3 separate regions of the Homo sapiens genome follow, and all the other regions are linked to region 1. The links are chromatin contacts, found by Hi-C or POLR2A ChIA-PET in ENCODE. All regions are on one chromosome and are shown on one strand. Each heading gives the region's core, a stretch centred on a gene start or an enhancer-like site at or near the end of the contact. The rest is flanking DNA. Distances are from core to core; before and after follow the strand shown.

Evidence for each region. Hi-C counts contacts between places; a loop is a spot of excess contacts on that map. ChIA-PET counts read pairs that join two places held with the same protein, here RNA polymerase II (POLR2A). Pooled maps may share reads with other maps.
Region 2: a loop to region 1 is called in a pooled map, with 6 times the contacts of the local background. The contact joins the promoter of CSDE1 here to the enhancer-like site in region 1. A Hi-C loop is called at or near these places in 3 of 37 single-sample maps with no recorded cell type and 4 of 50 pooled maps.
Region 3: a map with no recorded cell type shows a loop between it and region 1 (3-fold over the local background). The contact joins two enhancer-like sites. A Hi-C loop is called at or near these places in 1 of 37 single-sample maps with no recorded cell type. POLR2A ChIA-PET finds 5 or more read pairs at or near these places in 2 of 52 experiments (CD4-positive, alpha-beta T cell and activated B cell).

The regions. Positions count from the first base shown.
Region 1 is chr1:116,554,566-116,558,619 of GRCh38, reverse strand. The region is part of intron 1 of CD58 (CD58 molecule); the gene reads left to right. It overlaps LOC105378925 (a long non-coding RNA gene), which reads right to left. Exons shown (of 3, transcript XR_947739.2): 3 at 1-4,054. Among named protein-coding and RNA genes, the nearest start is that of MIR548AC, 3.5 kb to the left of the region's middle. RefSeq lists enhancers at 1-42, 1,719-2,013, 1,787-2,036. Within about 2 kb of position 1,884, at least 19 of the 41 ENCODE cell types and tissues checked have a DNase peak (open chromatin) inside an H3K27ac peak, as active enhancers do.
Region 2 is chr1:114,756,242-114,760,295 of GRCh38, reverse strand. It overlaps CSDE1 (cold shock domain containing E1), which reads left to right and starts at 2,312. Exons shown (of 20, transcript NM_001007553.3): 1 at 2,312-2,371. RefSeq lists enhancers at 2,106-2,395, 1,767-2,760, 2,596-2,915.
Region 3 is chr1:117,630,571-117,634,624 of GRCh38, reverse strand. No RefSeq gene overlaps it. Among named protein-coding and RNA genes, the nearest start is that of TENT5C, 27 kb to the right of the region's middle. RefSeq lists enhancers at 3,216-3,766, 3,767-4,054. Within about 2 kb of position 2,011, at least 10 of the 41 ENCODE cell types and tissues checked have a DNase peak (open chromatin) inside an H3K27ac peak, as active enhancers do.

The DNA.
Region 1 (4,054 bases), core at 635-3,134:
TTTCTACCCCCAAAATTGGGACTGACTAATATGAGAATATTTATGGCCTTAATAGGACAGGTTATTTGATACAATTACTAGCCTAGACATTTTAGGAGATTGGCCGCTCCTCAATACTATAAATGCATATATGGGTGTGTAGATAGAGATGTTGCTTCCCAGATTGCCACACATCCTGATACTGCAAGTAGGCATCAACTGAAAATGTGCCGTGATGTGAAGACCAAACGCAGAGAAGTGAGAGGGACAAGGCTGTGCTCAGTGACCCATATCCAGATGAGAAATCCATCTGCTCACTTGGGAGCAAAAATGCCCCAAGACCCTGCTATCTCTGGGCTTGCACGAGGCTTTAAATGAATCACCATTATGATGTCTTATATTCAGAGGGAAATACCAATATTCATATATTCAGGTACTGAAACTTTTAAGGGAATTTTTCTTTTTTCTTTCTTTTTTTTTTTTTTTTGGTCAAATGAACTTTTACTTTACCTGCTAAAATCTGCAGGCAGTGTGAGCCTTAAAATATTTTAGAGAGAGAGAGAGAAGTATCTTAAAATTACATTGTTTATTTCTAAGAACAAACTCAAGAAAACCCTTTCCTTCAAATCCCGGAAGAGTGATTAGCTTGTCTCTAAGGTATGGCATTGGCTGGGCATGGTGGCTCATGCTTGTAATCTCAGCACTTCAGAAGGCCCAGGGAGGAGGATCACTTGAGCCCACGAGTTTGAGATCAGCCTGAGCAACATAGTGAGACCTTGTTTCTACAAAAAATATAAAAATTAGCTGGGCGTGGTGGCATGCAACTGTAGTTCTAGCTACTTGGGAGGCTGAGGCAGAAGGATCACTTGAGCCCAGGAGGTTGAAGCTACAGTGAGCCACGATTGCACCACTGCACACCAACCTGGGTGACAGAATGAGACCCTGTCTCCAAAAAGAAAAAGGAAGGAAGGAAGGAAGGGGAGGGAAGGAGGGAGAGAGAGAGGGAAAGAAAGAGAAAAATAAAAAGAAAGAAAAGAAAGAAATGACATCAGTGAACCTCCTCAAACCATAGCGAGGCTGTTAAGTTTGATTGGGGCTGACATCCATGAGTGGGTACAAGTTTATCTGGTGTGGTGCCCTGCATCCTATAACACTTAGTTGGTAAAATCTACTTAAACTTGAGAGGGAACATCTCAAAAGGGACAGCTGTGGAGTTGGGAAGGTGGAGCCCGCAGGTCCTCCCATCTTGCTTTGGTGATGAGGCAGAAAGTGGGGCTGAAAAACTGAGTCTGTTTTGGTTGTATATGAGGGCTCCTGAGCCATTTTATTTTTAAGCTCCAGTTAAACTTCTTTCTCCATCTCTCCTTACGAAGTCCTCCTTCTTCAGCCAGGTTCCACAGCAATTTGGGATTTCACAAAGCCCAGGGTTTGGGGTGACTGTCAAATTTTGCTATTCTGTCAGGAAGCCTTATCTTTTGAACTACATTTAAGTTGTATTTTAATCATTTTAGTTAATTCATTCAACAGATATTTATTGAAAGTCCATATGCCAGACATATGGGGATACAGCCAAAAACAGGAACACCTTTGTCCTTGTCCTGATAGGGCTAGCCTGGCTGGGGTTACCCCTAAGCTCAGATTTGAATTAGTTGCCAACTTTCAAGAACAGGAATTTTCACACAAAATGTGAATATCTGGCTTTTTTTGAAAAATTGGGAACCTGGCAATGGTGGGCCTCTGTTTCCACATGGCAGGAGCTGAGGCACAGCTCCTGTTTCCACATGGCAGGCCCCTCCCTGTAGGCTCACTGGTGCGCAAGTCCTCACCAGTCCCTTCTGACTCACACTTGGCCCGCTGGTATCTCCTCTGTGGGTGGAATTGCTGGTCTTCGTCTAATGCGTCATTTGCCACAGTTCTGTTTCTTTGTGACTCCTTTGTTTGCTCGTTTTCTTTTTATTGTTTCTGGTCTGGCTTTTTCTTCCTTGACTGGAGTCTTGCTCTCTGAGGCCCTCTTCAGCTCTAGCATTCGATGATTTGGAAACCACAGAGCTTAGTGCCTCACCTGTAGGTTTGGAGGTGTGCTTAACTCAGTTTGACTTTCTCATTTGCAACATCTGCTGTTCCAATGCTGTCTATAGATTGTATCCTGAGAAACCCTGCATCATGTCACTATCTTTAAGAGCCTTATGCCATGTAGCAAGCTAAATAAGAAACAATGGTTAAGAGCACTGATTCTGCAGTCAGATTGTCCAGGTTCAAATCTGGCTTCATTACTTAACATTGTTGTGCCTCAGTTTCCTCACCTGCAAAATAATAAGGTTAGAAATAAAACCTTCTTAATATGTTTTTAGGATTCTGATTTTTTTTTTTTTTTTTTTTTTTTTTCTGAGATGGAGTCTTGCTCTGTCACCCAGGCTGGAGTGCAGTGGCACAGTCTTGGCCACTGCAACCTCCACCTCCCGGGTTCAAGCGATTCTCCTGCCTCAGCCTCCCATGTAACTGGGATTACAGGCGAGTGCCACCACGCCCAGCTAATTTTGTATTTTTAGTAGAGACGGGGTTTCACCATGTTGGCCAGGCTGGTCTGGAACTCCTGACCTCAAGTGATCCACCTGCCTTGGCCTCCCAAAGTGCTGGGATTACAGGCATGAGCCACTGCTCCCAGTGGTGAGTACCTATTTATAGAGCCCTTGCAACAGTGCCTGGCACAGAGCCAGGGCCATACAAGTGTTAGATTAAGTAAAAAAAAAAAGTACCAGTCAATCTGAATCTCAGGCCCTGAGTAATAATTTGCAGAGGAATTTGTGCTGGGGGTTGAGAGTTCCTTTTCATTAACCCATAGTTAACGGTGACCAGATTTTCTAAATAAGAAATCAGGATACTTCATCTATAAAACTTGGGTTCCAGTTACAACTTCAGGCCATACAAAAAGAACTATTAAAATTGAGGTGTTGATGTTTTGTAGAAACACTGCAACAGAATATTTGAGATCAGACCTGTTTTTAGATATGTGATCACTCTATACATGTAGTGCTGATTAGGTATTAGGTACCCTCATATCTTTATTTAAAAAAAATTCAAAATTCTTCAAAACAAAAAAACCTTCAAAAATTATCTGGCTAGCATAGAAAATCTTTTTAGGCGATCACTGATAAAATTTTTTCCCTCCCTCCATCTCTCTTTGCTTTTAAACAGCAAAAACTCACCCCATGCCCAGTTCTCACCCAGTTAATTCAGACAGTGTGAATACCTTGATGTTGACCTAACTCATTAAAAGAAAAAGAGAGAAAACCTTTGAAAGCCTATTCCATGTCAACCAGTGTAAAAAGACTCTCAATTTTATTCAAACCTGAAAACAATCTTTTATGGTGGGCATTATGATTTCTACTTCACAGCTGAGGAGATCTAGTGTGGGGAGGCCTTTGGGAGTTCACCCTGGGCCTTGCTGGCTTCAAAATCTGGGCACTCTCTGTTCTGCACTCTGGCATGGTTATTAGCGTCCCTACAGTCCCTTTTCTGACCACTCAGTGGTATCAGCAAAGCAACAAACTCACTGTTGACACCATTCCTTTGCTCCTATTTGTGTATTCATTCATTCATTCATTCATTCGTTCATCCATGGTTTGTGACCTTTGAGAAAAAACTCACTCCCCTTTCTTCTATTGTTCTTTTGTTCATTAGAAATTATCTTAGCAACTTACTTTAGTGTTGGCCTTGGAAGTGCAACAGAAAAGACTTTACTGTAGGAAGGAAATAATAGATATACCCATGCACACAAAGTAGAGGTAGATATTAGTTTTAGAGACAGTTCTTAACAACTCCTCCTCTTGGTTGAATAATTCTATTTAAAAAAAATTTACATAGTTTTAATATTATAATAGTAATAGGATATTTGTCTTCAAAAGTAACATATTTTTCAATGTGACCTGTATTAAGTAATAAGTAATAAATTGAAATCTCACCATCACCACAATCTCTAAAGTAACCGTGGTTACTTTAAAAACAACCACTGTTAATCATTTAGGGTGTCTCTTTCCAGTCTAAAAAAAGAGCAAGTGAGAATGCATGTACACAT
Region 2 (4,054 bases), core at 1,063-3,562, 1.8 Mb after region 1:
AATTTTGGAACAAGGAGGAATTTAAAGGAATTTAAAGACAATTGGGATATATTCAGAATGATGATGATGAAATGATTATATAATTAAAGAAGGTTTTCAGAAGCTATGTGTAATGGTAGAAATCAAGGCTTTATCCTTCCTTATTAATAGTAATTGTATTGATATAATTTAGTAAGACTTTTTTTTTTTTACATTTCCTATTGCTGTGATATTTGAGAATGTATACTAAAAGTAGAATTACCTAATTACCTAATTAGTTTCACATGACCTCATATCTAGCGCAAGAGCCTGGTACAGTTTCTCTATAACATTAGATTAGAATACACAGACCAGCTGTATTGCAGGAAGGGGAGATCTCGATTTAAGAACTGGGTGAATTAAACAAAACAGCTGGTTTGAAATATTTACATTCTGGGCCAGGCGTGGTGGCTCATGCCTGCAATCCCAGCACTTTGGTAGGCCGAGGTGGGCGGATCACCTGAGGTAAGGAGTTGGAGACCAGCCTGACCAACATGGAGAAACTCTGTCTCTACTAAAAATACAAAATTAGGTCGGGTGCGGTGGCTCATGCCTGTAATCCCAGCACTTTGGGAGGCTGAGGCGGGTGGATCACGACATCTGGAGTTCGAGACCAGCCTGGCCAACATGGTGAAACCCTGTCTCTACCAAAAATACAAAAATTAGCCGGGTGTGGTGGTGCACGCCTGTAATCCCACCTACTCAGGAGGCTGAGGCAGGAGAATTGCTTGAACCCGGGAGGCGGAGGTTGCAGTGAGCTGAGATCATGCCATTGCACTCCAGCCTAGGCAACACGAGTGAACTCCATCTGAAAAAAAAAAAAATTTACATTCTGTAGTTTCCCAGAAATATATTCCAATTTCTAACAACTTATCATACTGTTGTCCAGTGCTATTTATTCAACAAGCTTTTGAGAGTTGTTGAGAGCGGGCACTGTCAACAACCAGGGATGCAAAGATGAATTTCATAAGCTCTGTGCTAGAGTATTACTACCTAGTAAAAACTAATAATTACAATAGAGTGAGCTATGAAAGCATTGAAAATGAAGCAAATATTTGTGCTTAGGAAAGCGTGGGAAGGCATCAAAGAGAGCAAAAAGGCAGTTTTGAGGTGTTATACATGGGACTGGACACCAGCAACAAAGGTGGTGAGGAAATTTTTGAACAGAAATGGGACACGGCCTCCTCTTAGAATTCAAGAGGTTGAATTGAAGGTTGTCTTTCCTTCATTGCACTTATTCCAATGTGTATGTTTAGATTTGTTTTTGTGATCATCAATGATGCTAGACTAAAAGTTCCTTGAGGACAAGTCTATATCCGATTTTCTTTACAACTGTATACTTCCCAGTGGTTACACATACAACATGTCAAATAAATGTGTTGTAAGCAAAAAGTGGGTAGGAGAGTTCTCAGAAGACTGGCTGCTCATTATTTATCCAATACTGTCAAGTGAGAGAGCCAGTGAATCTGTGAAAACAGAAGCATTGAATCTGGGAAAAGCATTCCTCTCACCAGAGGAGCATGCTCTACTGTCTGGCAGGGGATAATCCATTGAACTTCCTGTGGTCATAATTACCCATTTTTCTCCTTCCTTCTTCCCCCATTGGATGAATCATCTCTTTGCTCTTATTTCAACCTTTTAATTACTGATCCACCCTCTTTGATTACCTGACACAACAGGAATATCTTTCGTAACTTGAAAGGTCAGTTGACTGAATTTGTTTCATTTTGTTTAGTGATTATGCAGCCTTGCTCACTCTTGTGCATCTGTTGCAATGTTTTTCGTGGAAAACAAAGGTCTCATTTAGATTTCTAAATTACCTTGCTACAAAGCTGACTCTATACTAATGAAATTCCTCTAAAACAGTAGACGTAAGAAAGAATGCTTGCACTATAAGAAGAAACGAGTGTGAGGTCCTTCCGGATTTTTGCTGGGAAAAGATAAATCATTTTTTATGACTCCTGAATATGCCATCAGAATTGTTGGCCTTCAAGGTTTACCCCATTATTGTGGGCTAAAACGTATTCAAACGCTCGAAGACTAGAGACGCCTAAAGCCACCCGCCACCCCTAGTGTCCAGGAGGAGTCAGTAAACACCGAGATTGCTTCCCGCAGCACACCCAAGAAGGAATGTAATGTAATGCAGCCACCATGTTGGTTGTGGTTAAGTGCAGCAAACTGCTTGGCGTCACTTAGCCCTGCTGCGCAAGCGTGTTGAGAGTACGCTTCACTCCGCCCCTTCTCGTGCACGCGCCCGGAGCCCGCAACTCTCGCGAGAGAAGCGAGATTTATTCCTACGTACCGGGCCGTGCTGCTTATGGCGGCGCTGGAGAGGGGGCGCTGAGCTGTTGGGGTGAGTACGACCTCAGGGTCCAACTGGGGGTAGCAGAAACCCAGGGGAAGGGCTGAGAATAAGACCAAGGCTAACGAGAAGCCTTCTGAGTCAAGGTGGGCACTCGTAGAGCTCTAGGTGGGGAAGAATGCACCCCGATTCCCTGCCCTGGGCTTTTTCATACGTCTCCCGTTCAACTGCCTGGGCCTCATGTCAGGTCGCAGAGCTGAAACGAGGAGTTGAGGCCAGCCGGCTGCGCGTGGTGGTAGTGGTGGTGGTGACTAAAGTGGGGGGAGGGAGCGAAAATGGAGGCTCCGACAGCAGCCAAGATGGAGGCAGAGGGTGCGGGGCTCGGGCGCGGAGGCTGCTGGGATCTGTAGTCTGGCTGCTTCCCCATCTGCGGCTTGTCTGGGGAAACGGGAACTACATGTCCCGGCGGGCGGGGCGAGGGGGTGGTGGCGCGGTCCTTTGTGTGAGGTTGGAAGAGCCTGAGACCGAGAAGAGGGGCCTACTTTGACTCTGGACCCTGTAGTTTCCTGGCCGTTACCTGCTTGGGAATCTGACTACCAGTACCAGAGCGCAGTGCGGCAGTGGCGCCTTCTTTGTGTATAGACTGAGACCCTGCTCCATCTAGATATCTTAGGGGAAGTGTTTAAAGACACCTTTCCCCAGCCACATCTGGCACAGTAGTGTGGCGGAATTGACATCGTTACTCCAGTCACCTAGAGCAGGGTCTCAGCACCCAACCTTCCCCTCATTGTCTCCCCTTCGGCGTCTTGAGAAAGGGAACCAGTCCCTAATCTTTTAGGCACGTGGCTCCCACCCCTCTATCTTGGGGAATGGGCGTGCGCCCTGAAAGCTCAGTAGTGTCCTCCCTTCCACCTCCTGTAGTTCTCATGGTGCCAGCGCCTGGCCCACCCACATTGTGCAATGAACGGCCTGGCTTCGTCATTCTATGTAGAATGTTTTAGAGTTCCCCCGTCGGAGACAGCTTCAAATTTTTGCCATGCTATTTTATCAATACGAAATCTTAGTGCCAAGGTTCTTTTGCTTTAAGGTTTTCCCTTAGAAACACCCAGATGGCGGCCGTCTTGCTTAACTCACAGGTGAAGCAGAGAACGCTCCCTGAAACAGGCTTGAATCTGCAAAGAATATCTGAACGTTGTTGGGCAAGTTAATTTTCGTGTTTTGCACCTTAAATGAGTAAAAGAATATGGCGCTCTTTAAACAGTTGGGAGACAGGGCGGAGAGGGAGAATGCTCAAAGGCACTGTGGTAGTTAAATCTTTTTGAGAGGCTTAAATTTTCATCAGGCTGGTATGAACTGGCAGTTCTCAGCCACTGCTACTAACCTACTTTTTTAGAATGTAGGTTTCAAATTATAGCCCACAGATATAAGCTACTCTATACTAAAATGCTGAGTAATTTTCATTTTGAGTAACTAAAGGCAAACATTCTTGATATTGCATTGAGGAGCACTATAATACATACCTTGGTTTTCTTTTGGTACTAACCAATAATGGATATCCTTGGTGTGGGTAAGGAGGGGCTTTATATACTTCAGTAGGGATATACCTGAGTCATAAAACTTAGATAAATATTTGGCCTTCTTTTTGTTTCGTTTTAGCCCTGGGACTAAAATAAAAGAGAAGGTAATAGTTTGGTTTTGCAGCTGTTCTGGATGTTTACCATCGAGATGATTATT
Region 3 (4,054 bases), core at 762-3,261, 1.1 Mb before region 1:
TAGGCTGGATTTTAAATGATTGGGGAAAATCAAAGGAATATTTCATGCTACGTAAAAATGACATGAAATTCGAATGTCAGTGTCCATAAATACAGTTCTATGGGAACAGCCTTGTGTGTCATTGATGGCTGCTTCTGTGATACAACATTGGTGGAATATTTGTGACAGAGACCCGCAAAGCCTATGATATTGACTATTTAGGCCTTTGCAGAAAAAGATTGCTGCCTCTGGATTCAGAACAACCCTCATCATGTCCCCAGTAAGTTATTTCTCTAATTGGTTTCCACCGTGGTGGGGTCAGAGACTCACCCGAGCTGATCCCCCGTGGCTGAGCAGGGTCTCTCTCCCTGCCCTCTTTCACCAGGCCTGGACCGCTGACCCTATTTGAAGTCACTAAATGCTCTTCGGGTGGAAGAGGCACTTGTCTCACAGGAAAACACAACCATGTTAGGGACTGTGAGTGTGTCCCAGGTCCAGGGCTTGCATGGTGGAGGAACCTCTGAAACAGCAGCTTTGGAGGGAGGGCACGCCCCTGCCATGCAAAGTCCTCTTTGTTGATCAACACCATTATTAGAAATGTGCACATCCCAGCAAAACCAGCAGGTCACACATTTACAAAAGTGCCTGCCACACTAGAGCAGGAGGGTTCTGGGCCTTTTCAATGTGCAGATTCTAATTCCTGGTACAGGGAAGTTGCTCAGTGAAAGGACAAAATGACTTCAGTGTATAGAGTTTGCCACAGTCCTCCGGAGCAGTACCTTTCATTCTCTGCTTACCCTCAGCAGAGGAGTGGGAGAAGTGGGTCTGAAGTTCTGGGGAACTTCGGTGAGTTGGCAATACCTCAAGAGTGAGGCTAATGGGTTGCTTAGTAGGAATTATGATGATATTGCAACCCACAGGCCAATGGGCATCAGGGCAGTCGGCCAGGACAGAGCACTGGCCAGTGCCCTAGGCTCCCAGCCCAGCAGCTGGACACGGTCCACACTGTCTTGGCGCCAGGTGTGAAACTGCCAGCCCAGGCAGCTGTGCAGGCTGTGGTGTGTTGCTCAACCTCTCTGAGCCTTAGTTTCTCTTCCGTTAAGTAGTGGGTGGAGTAGGGAGAGAGACTACTGCCCTTAGCTGGCAGGGCTGTCACGAGCATCGTGAAAGTGTGTATCATGCCCTTAACTGGCCTCTTTAGGTCTTAATAAATTGTAGCCAGTGTTTTTACTTCCTGATGTCCAGCAGAACCAAAGAATCTGTGGCACACATATGTTAATGCTTTAAATACCACTTAAGACATTTCTCTTAACTCCCAAAGCAGACTGTAAACTCCTCTAGAGCAGAGGATATCAAGTAATAGATACCGTCTACGGGCACCCGGTACTGGGCTTGGAGCTTTATTAAAAAAATACCTGGCTTTCCTAATTCTTAGGAGCCCCAAAGCCGGCATCATCATCACCTGCATTGTACCCACAAGGGCACTGGGCTTGGAGCGGTTTATGCAATCACAAGGGGAGCAGAGGAGCATGCTGAGCTGGAGTCTCCAGCTCCAAAGCTCCAGCTCTTCTGCCCCACTGCCTGTCTGTAAAGGGCTCCTCACTTTGAATCCCTTGAACCCTACTGGGCACCAAACTGCCACTCAAACAGCAAGCCAGAAACCTGGCCACAAGCCTCTGGTTTAATGTTTCCTAAAGGAGGGACTGTGCCCGATTCAGCAGCATCCAAAATTCAAAAGGCAAAGTCAAAGAAGAGTTCATTTCCTTTCAGTAATATCTAAAGTAGGATGGAAAATAAGCCTGCTGAAAAGCTGCCTCTTTTGCCAGAGCTAGAGAGAGAGAGGGAGCACCTCTCCTGCTGTTCCTGGTCAGATCAGGTGAAGGCCAAGGAAACTGATCTCTCACGGTAGGGGGAGGGGATGAAGGGCACAGGGACAACAAGGTACATGCAGTTGACTTAAGAGCAGGGAAAAAACCACAGAGGAATGTTTTGTGTGGGATCCTGAGATAGCAGGGGATATGAGGACCAGAGGCTGCCGCAGACCATTCACAGCCACCCAAGCGCTGCTTCTCCCAGGCTCCCGCTTACCTGAGCCAATGTAAAGATTCTTTTCAAAAAAGTCTTTGCTAGCTGTAGTGTTTATTTAAGGATAAGATGACCCAACTTCCACTATATTTAGTGCATGAAAAACCACAGGTGTTTGACTCCAGGAACTGCTTAGGGTTGTGCTATTAGTTTTCTGACTCCCCTCCCTTCTTGGTTTCATTGTTTCAGCATTGCAGGTGAGCTGGTTTCCTGACTTCTGCAAAAGCCCTCCTGCACTCCCCCGCCCTCCTCTCCAGCCTGCAGGTAGTTTAAATACCCCCATAGTACATGGCTGCCTGGATAAGGTGTGGGGGAAACTGTGATGCTGTTTCCATTTCAATTCTAATTTAAAATGCCATGCCAACCACAATAGGCACCCTATTTTAACTTCATCAGTTGGCTTAATTTTTAATTTTAACTAATCAATTTAATCAGTGGCTTTGTCCTCCTCCTCATTCCTCTTGAAAGGCTTCTGTTGGAAGGCAGGATATTTGCTCTCCCGTGCCTCTTCCATGTGCCACCCTGTAAAATGCAGGACAAAGACAAAATAGCATACTGTAAAAGAACTGACAGCTGGAGCCTGGGAGTCAGACACCCCAGAGCCAGGTGCTGGCTGCAGCAGCTGTATGACGTTTAGGTTTCCTCACCTGTAAACCTAATCATCCTATCTCAGACTTTTTGGAAGATTAAATGCTAATGCTTAGCATGGGACCTGGTGCTCCATGAGCATTCCCCAAACATGTTAACGAGCCTGCAATGGGTCCCCCCACACCTGATTCACAAAGGGAGGGTTGTCTGAGGAAAGCTGCTGGTTTGTCCAAGGAATTCCTTTCCTGGATAAGTGGAAACGGATCTATTACCAGGCAACTCAACACCTCTTAGGCCCTTGAGAGGGGGCTGACATAAAAACTAATATTTGCAGGGTGAGTTATAGTTTACAGAGTGTTTTCAGTGTTGTAATAGTGGGGGAACCAGGCTTTGCAGTCAAATCTTTGTGCATGGGCTCTGTCTCTTACAAGATACGTAACCCTGGGCAACTCAGAGGCGCACTGAGCCTCTGGCTCCTGTGTACAGTGGAAACACTGCTACCTAGCTCACGTTTCTGAGACCTGCAAGCTATGTATATGCAATGTGTACTTGGTCAACCTAAAGCCTTAGTCTAAAGTGAGGAGTTCTCATTCCATTTTCTCATGGGTTTAGTTCCCAACAGGCCTCTTGAGAAAAACCTCATTTACTATCCATATGGAAGGGATGGATTGAAATGGCTGAAAACAGCCTGGCCAAAGTTGCTGTGGTGCTGCCCGTCTCCATCTCTCTCTCTCTCGAACACTATAGCCTCGGATACCTTTTTTCCAGGGAAGCACCCGAAAGAAAGGCAGCGACTCCAGCTTCTCATGCCTTTCCCTTAGGGACATTTCCCATTTTCGGAAACTTCCTAAGTAAAAGGTGGCCCTGGGATGGCCTGCTGTGGTGAAAATGCCCTGAGCTGGGAGACCTGTGATCCAGTCATGGCCAGAACAGGTAGCCTGCGTTGCTCTGAGCTGGGTGAGGAATGGTATGAAACCAAGCCTCCCGACAGGCTCCAGCTCCCTAGATTCTGGGCGGCACTGACAGAAACCTGCTTGAGAGAGTGATGACAGTCAGAGTACTGAGGAGTGGCTCACCGCCAGGGCAGCACATGCTTCTAGGTAGCATTTATCCCCAGGGAAGGACACAGTCCCGTGTTGCAGAAGGCACAGGGCCAGGAGGCAGGAAACCAGCACCGTGGCCCCAGGTCCAATGCCGTCACTTCGGACAGGAAGTCGCTTGACTCAGCTTTTAGGCAGGGAGCAGGGGTAGACCACTCAGCCCAGTCTGGGCACCACCCCTGACTTGCCTCTGACTCCACCTGCCATAAGTGCATACGGAGCTGAAGGCCTCTGGAGAGGATGAGGCTCCAGGCCAAGGTAAGGTGGCAGAATGGCACCATCACACTGAGGCTCTGGCTGCT